Linked DNA regions of Homo sapiens: region 2 is linked to region 1. The links are chromatin loops, found by intact Hi-C in ENCODE. Cell type or tissue: natural killer cell. All regions are shown on one strand. Each heading gives the region's core, and the rest is flanking DNA. Links, peaks and the distances in the headings are about the cores only. Region 1 overlaps IFNG-AS1 (IFNG regulatory antisense RNA 1). Region 2 overlaps MDM1 (Mdm1 nuclear protein).

Region 1 (6,531 bases), core at 1,536-5,535:
CAATTTTTCCCCATCACTGTTTGGAGCACTTGGGGAAAAAAGACCGTATTGGAAGACTCTTTGTTAATGTGTGAGGTGAGATAGTAGTGACAGTCTTGATCCTATGGGTTCTGAAAAGTTCTTTGAGCCTTGACAAGCAGACGTATTGGTGTTAAGAAGCCCAGGGAATTGGCAGAGGCCTGAAGATGCACAGAGGCTGTAGAGAAGGAAGGCACAACCAGGGGCAAATGGTCAGAACCAGAGGGTGTGCCAGAAAAATGTTCCAAAGACCCATGTGGACTGAGTGACACATCAGCTGGGAGGGGACCAGGCCATGCACGGAGGATCCAGAGGGCTCTGACATGCCTTTCCCTTGCTACCACACGATTATATCAGCCCCAGCCTCTGGGGAGAGAGAGCAAGCTGGGAAGATCCAGCATTGGGAAGAGAGGAATCTGGGAAGATCCAGAGGAAGCTTGGAAGATCCTGAGGAAGCTTGGAAGATCCTCTGGGGAGAGAGAGGAAGCTGGGAAGATGCAAAAGTAAATGCATCATGGGGGAGCCCATTTAAAAGACAAGAGACTTTAGTACTGAATATTGACAAGTATAAAAGAGTGCTGTCCATGCATTGGTACCCAGTGAGGTAGATGTTTATGAGGAAGAGTAGATCTATGACAGAAAACAGAGAAGCTGCATTTTCTTCAAATATTTGAAGTAGTATTTGAAGTTTTTATCCCTACTACCCCAGGTGCATACCCAAGCCCACTCAGGTGTGAGGGGGCATGGCTTCAACTGCAATCCAGATCCCTAGGGCAGGGCTTTATCCAGTATACCCAAGTGTCCTGTTTTTGAATGTCAGCAAAGCTTACAAACTGTTGCCACATACAAACCAACATAGCCTCGGATAGTGGCCAAATTAATACGGATTCTTTTTTTTTTTTTTTTGGAGACGGAGTCTCACTCTCACCCAGGCTGGAGTGCAGTGGGGCGATCTCGGTTCACTGCAAGCTCCGCCTCCCAGGTTCACGTCATTCTCCTGCCTCAGCCTCCCGGGTAGCTAGGACTACAGACACCCGCTACCATGCCCGGCTAATTTTTTTAGTAGAGACGGGGTTTTGCCGTGTTAGCCAAGATGGTCTCGATCTCCTGACCTCGTGATCCACCCGCCTTGGCCTCCCAAAGTGCTGGGATTACAGGCGTGAGCCACCACGCCCGGCCTAATACGGATTCTGTAAGCTTTAGCGCAAGGGAGGCATTGAAGCTTGGGAAAGGAGGAAATCCATCTGACCTGAGTTCAGGAAGGGAAGGTGATGAGGGACCCTTGAGGGACACATGGGAGATGAGAAGATGTGCTCTTTCTCAGTGTCACTTCTAGTGTGGACTCATGGAGGTTAATCAGGTGCTCAATGCAAAAAAAAAAAAAAAGGGGGGAATATGATTAGCTTCTATGAACTATGAACTCAGGTTGAGTAGGTTCTAGGTAGGCTTTTCCTCTGGGACTCACTCAACTCCATTTGTGTTCCCAAAGGTATCACAACAATAAGAACAGCCTGGATAGGAAGATTCAAAAGATGGTTTTCATATACCCGTTAAACACAACTGGGGCTCCACCTCACCCATTTCTAAAGAGGAAAATGAAATCTGACAATAAAAGACTGATTAAAAAGCTAGAGGTGAGGAAGTAGAAATGAAATAATGAGATATTTTAGTCAGAAATGGACTCTAGCAATTTTAAGATAACAGAACATTTATGTAATGCAATTATATCTAGTACTATTATTAAAAAGTAAAAGAAACATTGCAATTATCTCAAGTATTTTAGAAGTGTAAAGCAACATACTAAATAACACACGCTCTTAGTCCTTATATCTAGAATAAATATAGAGTATTTTGACTAAATTGTCAAGATGATTATCTCAGTTCTCCAGTTTACTTTTACCTACTTAGAGAGACTTGAACGCAGCACATGACAGCATGTGGCTCACTGATACTTTCTGCTGCACAAATGCAGCATCAGTCCTGATTATCCTCAAACCCAGGAAGGCTCCTTTGGATATAGTAATATCATGTTAATTCCAAAAAAGATGCAGTTTCCCTCAAAAGTCCTCATCTATGAAATGAGCTCCAGAGACTTTTAAGCAAGGGAGCAGGCGGGAAATGATATCCTTGTAATGGGTAAGGTGCCATCTCATGCAGAGAATAGAGATAGACCAGTTGGGTCTATGTCTAAGATTAAAATCTCCTGCCCATCCAAGTTGCTTCTACTTTGGAAAACTGTTGGCAGAATTAAAATAATTTTTAAATCATTAAAATAAGTAATCCACCCCCTTTTCCATGTATGCACCCTATCAAAGATTTTTAAAAGGGTAAGGGGCTTACGTGGGGAAGAACATAGAAATGTAAAAGGTGGGAGTTGAGGGGAGGGTGGTGAGAGGAATAGGAGAAATTTAAATTATCTGACTCTGAGAGCCAAATACTATTTATGGGGAGAGTCCATTGACACAACATCAACAGAATGTGCAGTTTGATTTCGAGTTCTCCAGGGCAGTGCTGGGTGTGTGCTATGCACGTGTGTGCTCTCTCGCCACTCCCCCCATGACCTACCATGTGCATTTGCCGGTTTAGGAGGAGGGCTTGGCCCTGTTTTAGAGAGAGGTTCACTGACTCACGCACAATTTGAACTCAAGACCTTGGTCTCATTGATTCTAGACCAGCTCACCCCTGTTTTGCTAGATAAAGATTGCATTAACCAGGTAATATTTTTCTCAAACATTACCGGGAGAGGAAACATCAAATTTAACACTGCCAACTTATTTCAATGTTTAACCTAAATCAATAATATAATTAACACATGTAAATAAATTACATTTTTGAGAACATGGTTGAGGATTTTTAAAAGATAGCTTTTCCATCCTAACCTTTTCCTATCCTCATTTGCAGGTAGCTTATTTGTCTGTGGCCCTCAGTGCATGCTGTGAACTGCTTTCCCTCCTGGTATGTTTCAGTAGCAGAATATTAAACCTTTGTTTTTAGGTCTGTGTTCTGGTTCAGGTTAGGGTTTGAGTTCATTTTTTGAAATAGCCACCTAGAGATTTCAAACCATGAAATCAGAGAATCTCACGAGCAAGTGGACATTGTTTGCCCTACTTCTTAATGTCTTATGCCCTCTGGTGGTAAAATCAGGTGACCTCCTATATTTTTCTTTGAATTCTCCAAAGCAAAATATTTCATTAAAATAAAACAAGACGGGTCTCTCCCTTTCTCTGCCATTGTGGTGTATGCGGTTGACTCCATTCCTCACTATGTCTGCTCGCAAGGTTTTCAGTATCAAGCGATTTCTGGCCAAGAAACAAAAGCAAAATCATCCCATTCCCTAGTGGAATCAGATGAAAACTGGTAATAAGAGCACCTACGACTCCAAGAGGAGACATTGGAGAAGACTCAGCTGGGTCTGTAAGGACTTGCACATGAGATGGCACTCAGATTCATGCTGTACTGGGGTCACTGGCATCTTACCATATCAACTTGGAAACGTTGCCACTATCTGTACTGTGGGACATGTTTTAATGAAAAAATGTTTTATCTTTGTTTCTGTGCCCTGCACTAGGTTGGTTCAGTAACAAGTATGTGAGGACTTTTGTTTGAAAAAAAAGTTAAGACAGCATTCATCATGATTAGCAAGTTATTGAAAATGTATATATACACACACATATGTATACATTATATGTGTGTTTGTATGTATGTGCAAGTATATATGTGTGTGTATGTGTGTGCTCTGGTTTGACACTAGGAGTGTGAGGTAACTATTGAGTAGTGATGAGTCTTGTGGTCTATAAAATAGGCCTATCCTTTATAGAGTAAGGATGCCAGGCCTTTATACCTAGGCTTTTTGAATAGAAATGAAGTTCTCTAAATCTGTTGCCTAGAAAAACATATATCTGTACATAAAATTCGACTCTAAGATGCTCAAATTCACTGAGGTAAAATTATAACTAGGATTAATTTATAAAAAAATTACTTCATTACCCAGGTCATATCCTCTGAAAATATGAACAATAGCAGAAAAAAATAAAACAATGGGTCAGAGCAAAGGAACATATTGATCTGGGGGAGAATTTATGGAATAAATATGTTTTTCCATGTGTATTTTTTAAGAAAGTATTTAACTTTTTTTTTTAAGAGACAAGGCCTTGTTCCGTGGCCTAGTCTGGAGTGCGTTAGTGCAATCACAGCTCACTGCAGTCTGAAACTCCTGGGCTCAAGCAATCCACCCATCTCAGCCTTCTCAAATCTGGGACTTACAGGTGTGCACCACGATGCCTGGTTAGTTTTTTATTTTTATTTCTATAGAGATAGGGTCTCACTATGTTGTCCAGGCTGGTCTTGAACTCCTGGCCTCAAGCTATTCTCCATCCTCTGACCTTAGCCTCCCAAAATGCTGAGATTACAGGCATGAGTCACTGCATGTGGCCAACATTTTTATTTTGAGAAGAAAATATATTTTGAGAGGGTGTTAAGTCATCTCTTTTAAAATGAAGTTTTGTAATCATAGGTAGAAATGTTTTTAAATACCTTTTCTTTCTTTTTAATATTTTTATTACCTTTTTATTTTGAAATAATTTCAGACTAAAAAAAGTTGCCAGTACACAGAACTCCCATATACCTTTTACCAAACTTCTCCCAGTGTTAATATTTTACTTTACCACAGTATAATTTTCAAAATCAAGAAACTAACATTGATATTATGCTATTAACTAACCCCAGACCTTATTCAACATTTGCCAATTATCACATTAATGCCTATTTTATAGCCAAGATCCAGATTATGATTAAGGTAATAATGATTAAATTCAGCTTATACATATTTAGTAAGACTACCACAGAAGCGATATTGTGGGCTTCTCAGTACATATATCATGGGTCCTTTTTGTTGAATACTTCTTATTATTGGTGATGTTAGCCTTCAACACTTGGTTAAGGTAGTGTCTGCCAGACTGCTCCACTGTAAAGGAACTGTTTTTACTTTTGTATTTAATAAGGACTTCGTAGAGAGAGACTTTAGGACTATGTAAATATCCTGTTTCTTATATATTGCCCCACTCATCGCCAACTAGTGATTTTTTTTACTTTAATAATTTATTTGACACTCGTTAATTATAATTCTACTGTAAAGAAGAGCTTTCCCTTCTCTCCCATTTGCTAGTTATTTCATTATTGAAGTATATCAGTATGCAGTCATGAATACTTATTTTATTCTATATGCTATACTCCATTATTACCATAATTTACTTTGTTCTTCAAATTGGCTCACAATTGACCACTGGGGGCCCCTTCAAGTTGGCTTCTGTGTCCTTTCAACATGTGTCCACCATTTTGTTCTTACTGCTTCTTTTCTTTCTGGCACAAGATGTTCCAGGATAATCTTACACAGTACTTTCCCTGCCCCAGCCATGAGCTCAGTCATTTCTCAAGGATCCTTGGTTTCTTTTATTAAATAATGTCATCTAGAAAGCAAGATCTAGGTGCTCTTTGTGTTCATTGCTACTGGTGTCATTACTTTTAGGCCCTCTCATCAGACAAAGCTAGATAAAAATCTGTTTATAATAAACATGTGTACATACACATAATCTAAGTCTCTATCTCTGTATCATCTATTATCTATCTATCATTTATCTATCACCACGAGTTCATACATTTGATTCCTATTTATATCTATCTATCTATCTTATCTATTATCTATTATCTATCATCTATCTATCACCATCAGTTCATACCAATACATTTGATTTCAGTCCAGTATTACAGTGTTAATTCTAGCCTTCCTCCTTTCCTTACTAGTAACTCATTTCTCTAAAAGTAAGAAATCTCCCTCTTGTTATCCAAATATTATTTACTTATTTGCACAATCCTAAAATAAACATTAACTGGGTTTATAATTACTAACCAATGCCTCTTTGGGGCTGGGGAGCTTGCAAACTAATGTAAAATGTTTGTGTACATTCCTGTTGGTCTTTGGTCTTAGAGTATATAATATGTACATTGTATTAATAATACATGTATATAATAATACATTGGATTTCAAAGTTGTCTTCAGTTCATTCTTTTCTTCCTCATCCCCTTCAGTGTGGTTTGTAATTGAGTTAGGCTCATTTGTTATTGTTTGTATTGAATTTTGGGTTCTCCCTTCACCCTGCTTGATTTTAGTCATTTATTTATATTTTTGGTAATGAAACATTACCATGGTTTCTAAAAGTCAGAACTGTAGAAAGAGTTATACTCAGAGAAGTGTTCCTTTCCCACCCCCATCATCCCCTGCACCCCAACTCCTTCCTGTTATCCCTGTATATAAGCAATCTTAGTTCCTGGGTTAACCTTTTTGTGGTTTTCTTTCTTTTTCTTTTTCTTTTTTTTTTGGTCTCTCTTTCATAGAAGTTGACACATAATAGATATTCTTTTGCACTTTGTCTTTTTTCTTTTTCACTTAAGAAAAACCTATTTGGATTGTGTTCTGAAAAACAATCCAAATAGGTTCACAGGAATCCTTTTCTATTT
Region 2 (6,155 bases), core at 2,156-6,155, 320 kb before region 1:
CTGTTAACACTTTAATTTCACAACGAGTTCCTTTTGGTAATAGAGACCACAATTTAAAGAAGTATGATATAATAATAGCACTAATAGTATCAGGAACTTATGTATTAGAATGTAAATTATCATTTTTTTTAATGCCACTGGCTCTTCAGAAATTAATATTTATTGAGGTCTTTTAAGTTTAATGCTTTTTACCATCAAACATTTGATTGTGTTAATAGTCAATTTATAGAATTGTATCATTATAGATTCGATTATTTCATAACCTCCAGACCTCCACTGTCTCAACTGAAGATTAATTTTCAAGATGAAATAATTTATCTGATAGTGATGCCCATTGTCAATGTGTACTATTACAGTTTGTAGGCAAAAGAAAGGTGAAGTTTGTGTTGTTAGAGGTGTGAGCTACAGTTTTGGGGTACTCTGACTTGGGAGAAACTCTGGGGATCTGAAGATAGGTTTGAAGGGAAGGGTAATTCTAGAGTTGAGAATTGCTACTTTAGTACTAGCTTCTTATACTCAAAGGATAGAGAATGGAACCTTTTTGTTATTGTATTAATTAGCATCTTTCAAATCATATCTTGACTTTTTTTTGCCTTTTCTGTGAGAACAAGCTAAATTAAAATGTTTCTGTTTAGACATAAGTAAACATCCCACTTCCCCCTGTCATTGTAAACAGAAGGATAATTTGGATGGGGAATGAGTCTTTTATTTAGCTCATTACTTAAAACCATGGCCCACAATTATATATAATCAGCCTCTGGGGGAAGGGGCTGGTGCTCGGGTGCGCTGAGCTGCTGGTTCTTTGAGCTGCAGCTCCCAGACATATGTCCTGGCGACTGCCATGCTGTCTGCATATTGTTTCAGGAGGTCACTTGATTCCTTCCACCGTGGCCACTCTTTTGCTTTCTTTCTACTTCTCTATTTGAGCACGGCCTGAAGACAGCACAGGCAAAGTAAAAGACAAAGCTCAAAGCTGTCCCGGATATTATCTGGGGCAATGTTCATATATTCACCTTAGTGAAATCAAGTTAAAACTAGGAGCATCGAAAGCACCCGTGATGGAAGAAAGGCAGTGAGTCAGCTAAACTCTTGAGCAGTTTATGACCATCCCAAGTCTTGGCAAAGATCTCCCTGACTGAGGAGTCTGATAGTGGGAGTGAGGAAAAGCAGGACAGAGGCAGAACAGTATGTGTGGCTGGTAAATTGATGTCAGCCGCTGGCCTGTTGTGTTTAGGCGTGACACTAGGTTGAGGTTATGAGAAACTCTTTGTTTTGAAGACTGTGTTTTCTCTGAGATTTCTACGCTTGATCTCAGCCAAAAGGCCGAGCAGCGATTTCTTTAAACTAAGATGAGTTTAGGCATCAGAACTAAACATCTAATTGAGAAGATTGTTAAAACTGAAGTCATAGTAAGATGAGATTCCTTATCCTGCCTTGATGGAAGAGAACATTGTTGTTGTCAATTTAAGATAGACTTTTCAAGGTTTCCTATTATGATATCTTGGTAATGCAGCTTTTTTTGCTTATTAAATACTATAATGGTGGTTGTAAATATTTAAATTAGTGGTATAGTTTGCCTTAATTTCTTTGAGAAAAATAATTCAAAAAGTAAATTGAAGTTGGAAAAGAATAAGAATTTTTAGCTAAGAAGTCAGTGATCATTGATGATAACAGTTTTAGTTGACCAGGTTATAGACATTTAATATGAGCCATGTTTTACTTATATCTCTTGGAAGTCATTTACTATAGGCATCTGATTATGAGGTTCCTAAATATAAGGTACAGTACTCCTTCATTTTCCCACTCCTAACATTTCAGGAAGGAGTGTATTCACACTCCTCACATGCACTCAGACATAAGTGACTTTGTTGTTGGAATATTAACTCACTTTTTGAGTCACATTAGTTTTCGAGTCCATATATCATCTTTATTTCTTTCTATGTTTGAGATATACTTTTTGAATCTGTTTATAGTCTAGTCACTGGAAATTCTATGCCAAGTCCCAGTTACCTCTCATAGAGCATTAGGGTGGTTGGTTTTATTTGCCCAGTGGTTGTGTATTTGTCATCTCCATTATAATAACCACTTGACTATTGCTTTTTAAAATGCTCACTTAAGGGATTGTTTCTTAATAGTCAGCAATTAGAACTTTTTAGGTTCTATCCTCAGAATAACTACTTAATCTATGTTAAACTTCTTTTTTTCTTAATTGTTAGGTAATCTTTTCATCATCGATTGGTTGAGGTGATTTTATTCCAATGTGTCTTCCACAAATAGGACTGTGTTTCAAGATAAAGTCCTGCATTTGAGAGATGTCCTGTAATTTGACAGACATTGTAAAGACTAGGTATAAAGTGACCCCTCATTTTGGGGGGATGGTTTTTGGGTAAAAGGAGTTTTTATCCCCAGTTTCTTGAGTTTGAATTTTCTGCATATGTTTTAAATAATTTAGTTGAACTCTTAATTTGGACAAAGAAATTCAGAAAAGGAAACATTCTACTTATAATTGTATCATAATATATAATATGATAACATTACTTGGCCCAGAAAGGTGTGTGTATGTTGTTGAGTTGGGAATGGTTTATTTCTATCCTTTTTGGTGGCTCTGGCAGTTGGCTATAGGGATTGTTCTATTTAACATTGAGTTCATGCTATTGATTTTTTTCCTCCTCTTTTTAGTAGAACATACTACTTTGGAAAATGTCAGCCTTTTAATTTTTCATCTTAGTTTAGGGCTAAAGATATTTAAAATCATATTTGTAAAATATAATATTAGCACTGAGATTAATAAAGATTGTTGATATAGTAAATTTAAAGCACTTAGTTTTAAATGTCAGTAACAAATAGAACTGAATAAATCAAAGTCTTCAGAATTTTTATGAAGTATACTCTCCCCCTCCTTTCTAAATAAAATTGACGTCAAATAAAACTGGATGACTGTGTACATGGAGGGTATTCATCCATCCTTTCATTCATCATGCATGGATAGATGCAGCTGCCTCTGCTGTCCCTTCCACCCCCACTGCCCCGTCAATCTACCCAACACAGTGCAGGACTGATTGGTCCCCCTTTTGAACTACTCCTTCAACTTACATTTCATTTCATTTGTTTATTATGGCATAGACCCCCATCAATATTATGACAATTTATGTACAGGTTGGCTCACTGAGTGCAGGGAGTTTCTTGCTTATCTTTGGCTGCCATGTTTAGCTCAGGCATACCACTTAGTCTGCACTCAGGACAGGTTGTGGGCTCAGTGCTTAAGTGCTGCGTTTTCCCTCACCTCAAGAAGTTCATAGGTTGATGGAGGAGGAGGGCATGTGCAATTAATTCCAGTAAAATTGAATATGTATTAATGGGGATGTGCCCAAAGAACTCTGAGAACACAGAGGAGGAAGTGATGCTGAGGCATGTAGGTGATGGAGTGGCCCTGAAACATTTGAAGCATGGGGGCACTTACTGGCAATAAAATCTGGAGTATATCGAGGCACTTTATAACAAGGTTCCTGTGCATTCAGAATACCCTGGTTAGAAGTTCAGTAGAGTTAATTCATGTACCTCACTTCTACCTGTTAAATGCAAAAACCACTGCTAGAAATTTTCTTTAAAGGTATAGGAGTTGATAGAAATGATAAATGAACATAGCTTTTTTTTTGGCAGTGAAGAAAATATTTCAAATTATCCTTTAGGAACTTTTTTCAGGTATGGTTCATTAGAGTAGGACTCTGTTGGGATTATATGGTTTCTTATGCCATATAGGTGCTGTCTTTTGCTTTGGCCAATTCCCTAGAGATGTAACACTTTCATCTTTGCATTCAAAATCGTACCTTGTTAAGGAGCTATGTTTCTACAATTGCTTTTACATTGCTGTTTCATTATTTGCTTTTTTTTTTGCCCTGAAAGAAAAGCAATTCTAGAATAAAGATTTTCTGTCTTGATGATTTAAAAAATTAGTGTTTTTTGAGATTAAATAAAGATACTGAACAGAATTTTAAGGGTAAAACTTGAACTTAATTTTTTTTACATTGTGGAATTGTACTTGGAGAAGCCAGCAGGTGGCAGTATGATGTATAAAGTGAAAGGTTTCAAATGGGTATGAAGGCTGCTTTTTTCATCAGAAAATGTTACTTGCATATTAAATAATTCATATCACTTTATTATTCAGCAGAACTTTTTTATCCTGTCCCTTTGTTGAACACATTGCAATTATGATTTTATGGGCTATTATTTTAAATTATATATTTAGTACTTTTTTAAAAAAAAAAAAGTTGAGATTTTGCTGATTCCAAGGGAATATTGAGGAATTTGGAGAGGGAAGCCTCATAACCTCATTCATCTCCCAGTGAGGGCTTCTGTAGCAGTAGTAGCTGTATACAAAGCCATGAAATAAAGCTGGGTTAGGGATTTTTGGCGTGTAAGTACTCTTCCAGAGGTAGGGAAATAGGAATAATAGTTAGATTGCCTAATTTATCTGTCATCAGCAGCATCCTAGCCATGCAAGAATGTGGCTGGTTTTCAAGATAATAATAAGGTATCTTGGTTACTGAACTAATTACTAAAAATCCCAAGAAATATTGATTGACAAGTTTGGTAGATATTTAGAAGGGAGAATAATGTGTTTCATTGATTCCCATTAATATTCAATTATGGCATTAACCTATCATTAAGTGTGTTTCTGTATTCCTTCTCTAGGGTTCTCTAAATGCCATGTGGTATGCTGAGGTTGGTTGCTTTTGAGTTTTTAAAAACTATAATCATAGATTACTTGTGTAATTTCAGTTGGAATAAAAAGTAGGTGTCAATATTTTTCTTAGCTGCTATGAATTTCTCCCTGCCTGCTGGTCTGAAATAAAATAACTGCATCATGCTTTAGCTTGATTGTTTTAGTTTTTGCTTAAATGCACAGTCTGATGACTGTATGTGGCTAATTTTGCCTTCCTTTGTCTTTGGTCCCTGGCTGTATTTGTGCAATGTCTTTGATATGCTACTTGGTGCTGTTTGTAAAGAAGCATTTACAATAGTATATGATGTCTGAACTCTCCTGAATAGGTTAAAGAACTCCGAGAAAAGGCTGAGTTTTATAGGAAGCGAGTTCAGGGGACGCATTTTTCTCGGGACCATCTGAATCAGATTTTATCTGATAGCAACTGCTGTTGGGATGTCTCCTCAACCACAAGCTCAGAAGGAACCGTTAGTAGCAACATCAGAGCATTAGATCTTGCTGGGTGAGATATTCTTTGTGGATGGCAAAAAAAGTTTGTTGAAGCTTATGTAGATCATAGAATGATATAGGAAAATGACCTGACTACTCAAAATGTGTCTCCTAGTCGAATGGAATTGTGGCAGCCATTTATTTCATTTTTATTCTCAGTGAAAAATAAAGCAATGTAGATTGCTTTATTTATGTATAAATAACACATAATGTAAATCTGGAAGGCTAGATTTTTATAATATTTTTTGTTGGCAGTTAATAGCGGAGTAGGGATGATTACATGGTAGATGTAAAAAGACCTTTAGAAGGTAAAAAGAAAGTCAACAACAATAAAAAAGTAGAGACTGCAAGCTATTAATACATAGCTATTATTCATTAATAGATTTTGTGGCTAATTCAGAACTTGGCTGCTGATTTTATGGAAGAGCGCTCTGCTGTTCTGGGTTAAAATGAACATGATTTAATTATCTGTAAGTGAAAGTAATTGAAGAACTTAGACCATGGGGTCCTAGTTTATGTGTGTAAATGCCAGTTTAGGGCTAGGTATGACTTGTGTCAGCAGATGTACACAAGCATATGTGAAGGTAGGAGTAAAAGAAGATAAATACATTTTGGAATATTTTAATAGAAACTCCAGATTATGACTTTCATTTATTTTGCTATAAAACGAATTAGATTTCCTTCTTCAATACCTGAGCAAGGCAATATCTATGGAAAACATGTAGTTGTGAACAGTAGAAGGAAATGATGGACTCACTAAAATTGGTGTTGATTAGAAAAGTGCAAACTATTCACATTTAAAATAAAATTGATTTTGTTACGCAGAGATCCTACAAGCCATAAGACTTTGCAGAAATGTCCTTCTACAGAACCAGAAGAAAAAGGAAATATCGTGGAAGAACAGCCCCAGAAAAATACCACGGAGAAATTGGGTGTGTCAGCT

The links. A loop is a pair of places that touch in the nucleus more often than their neighbours do. Peaks named below come from ENCODE experiments on the same cell type or tissue, not always from the same donor. Only the 100,000 strongest peaks of a DNase experiment are listed, where the experiment ranks them.
Region 2: it touches region 1 in a loop (13-fold over the local background); 1 of 110 quality-filtered maps calls a loop at or near these places.

What each region holds. Positions count from the first base shown.
Region 1 is chr12:67,998,299-68,004,829 of GRCh38, reverse strand. The region is part of intron 2 of IFNG-AS1 (IFNG regulatory antisense RNA 1); the gene reads right to left. It also overlaps the pseudogene RPL39P28. Among named protein-coding and RNA genes, the nearest start is that of IFNG-AS1, 12 kb to the right of the region's middle. In natural killer cell, for the core only: no CTCF peak of the experiment used is centred there; a DNase peak (open chromatin) is centred at 3,129.
Region 2 is chr12:68,315,148-68,321,302 of GRCh38, reverse strand. MDM1 (Mdm1 nuclear protein) reads left to right here. Exons shown (of 15, transcript NM_001354969.2): 8 at 4,693-4,722; 9 at 5,050-5,225; 10 at 6,038-6,155. Among named protein-coding and RNA genes, the nearest start is that of MDM1, 14 kb to the left of the region's middle. In natural killer cell, for the core only: CTCF peaks have their summits at 3,814 and 4,015 (motif pointing right); a DNase peak (open chromatin) is centred at 4,072.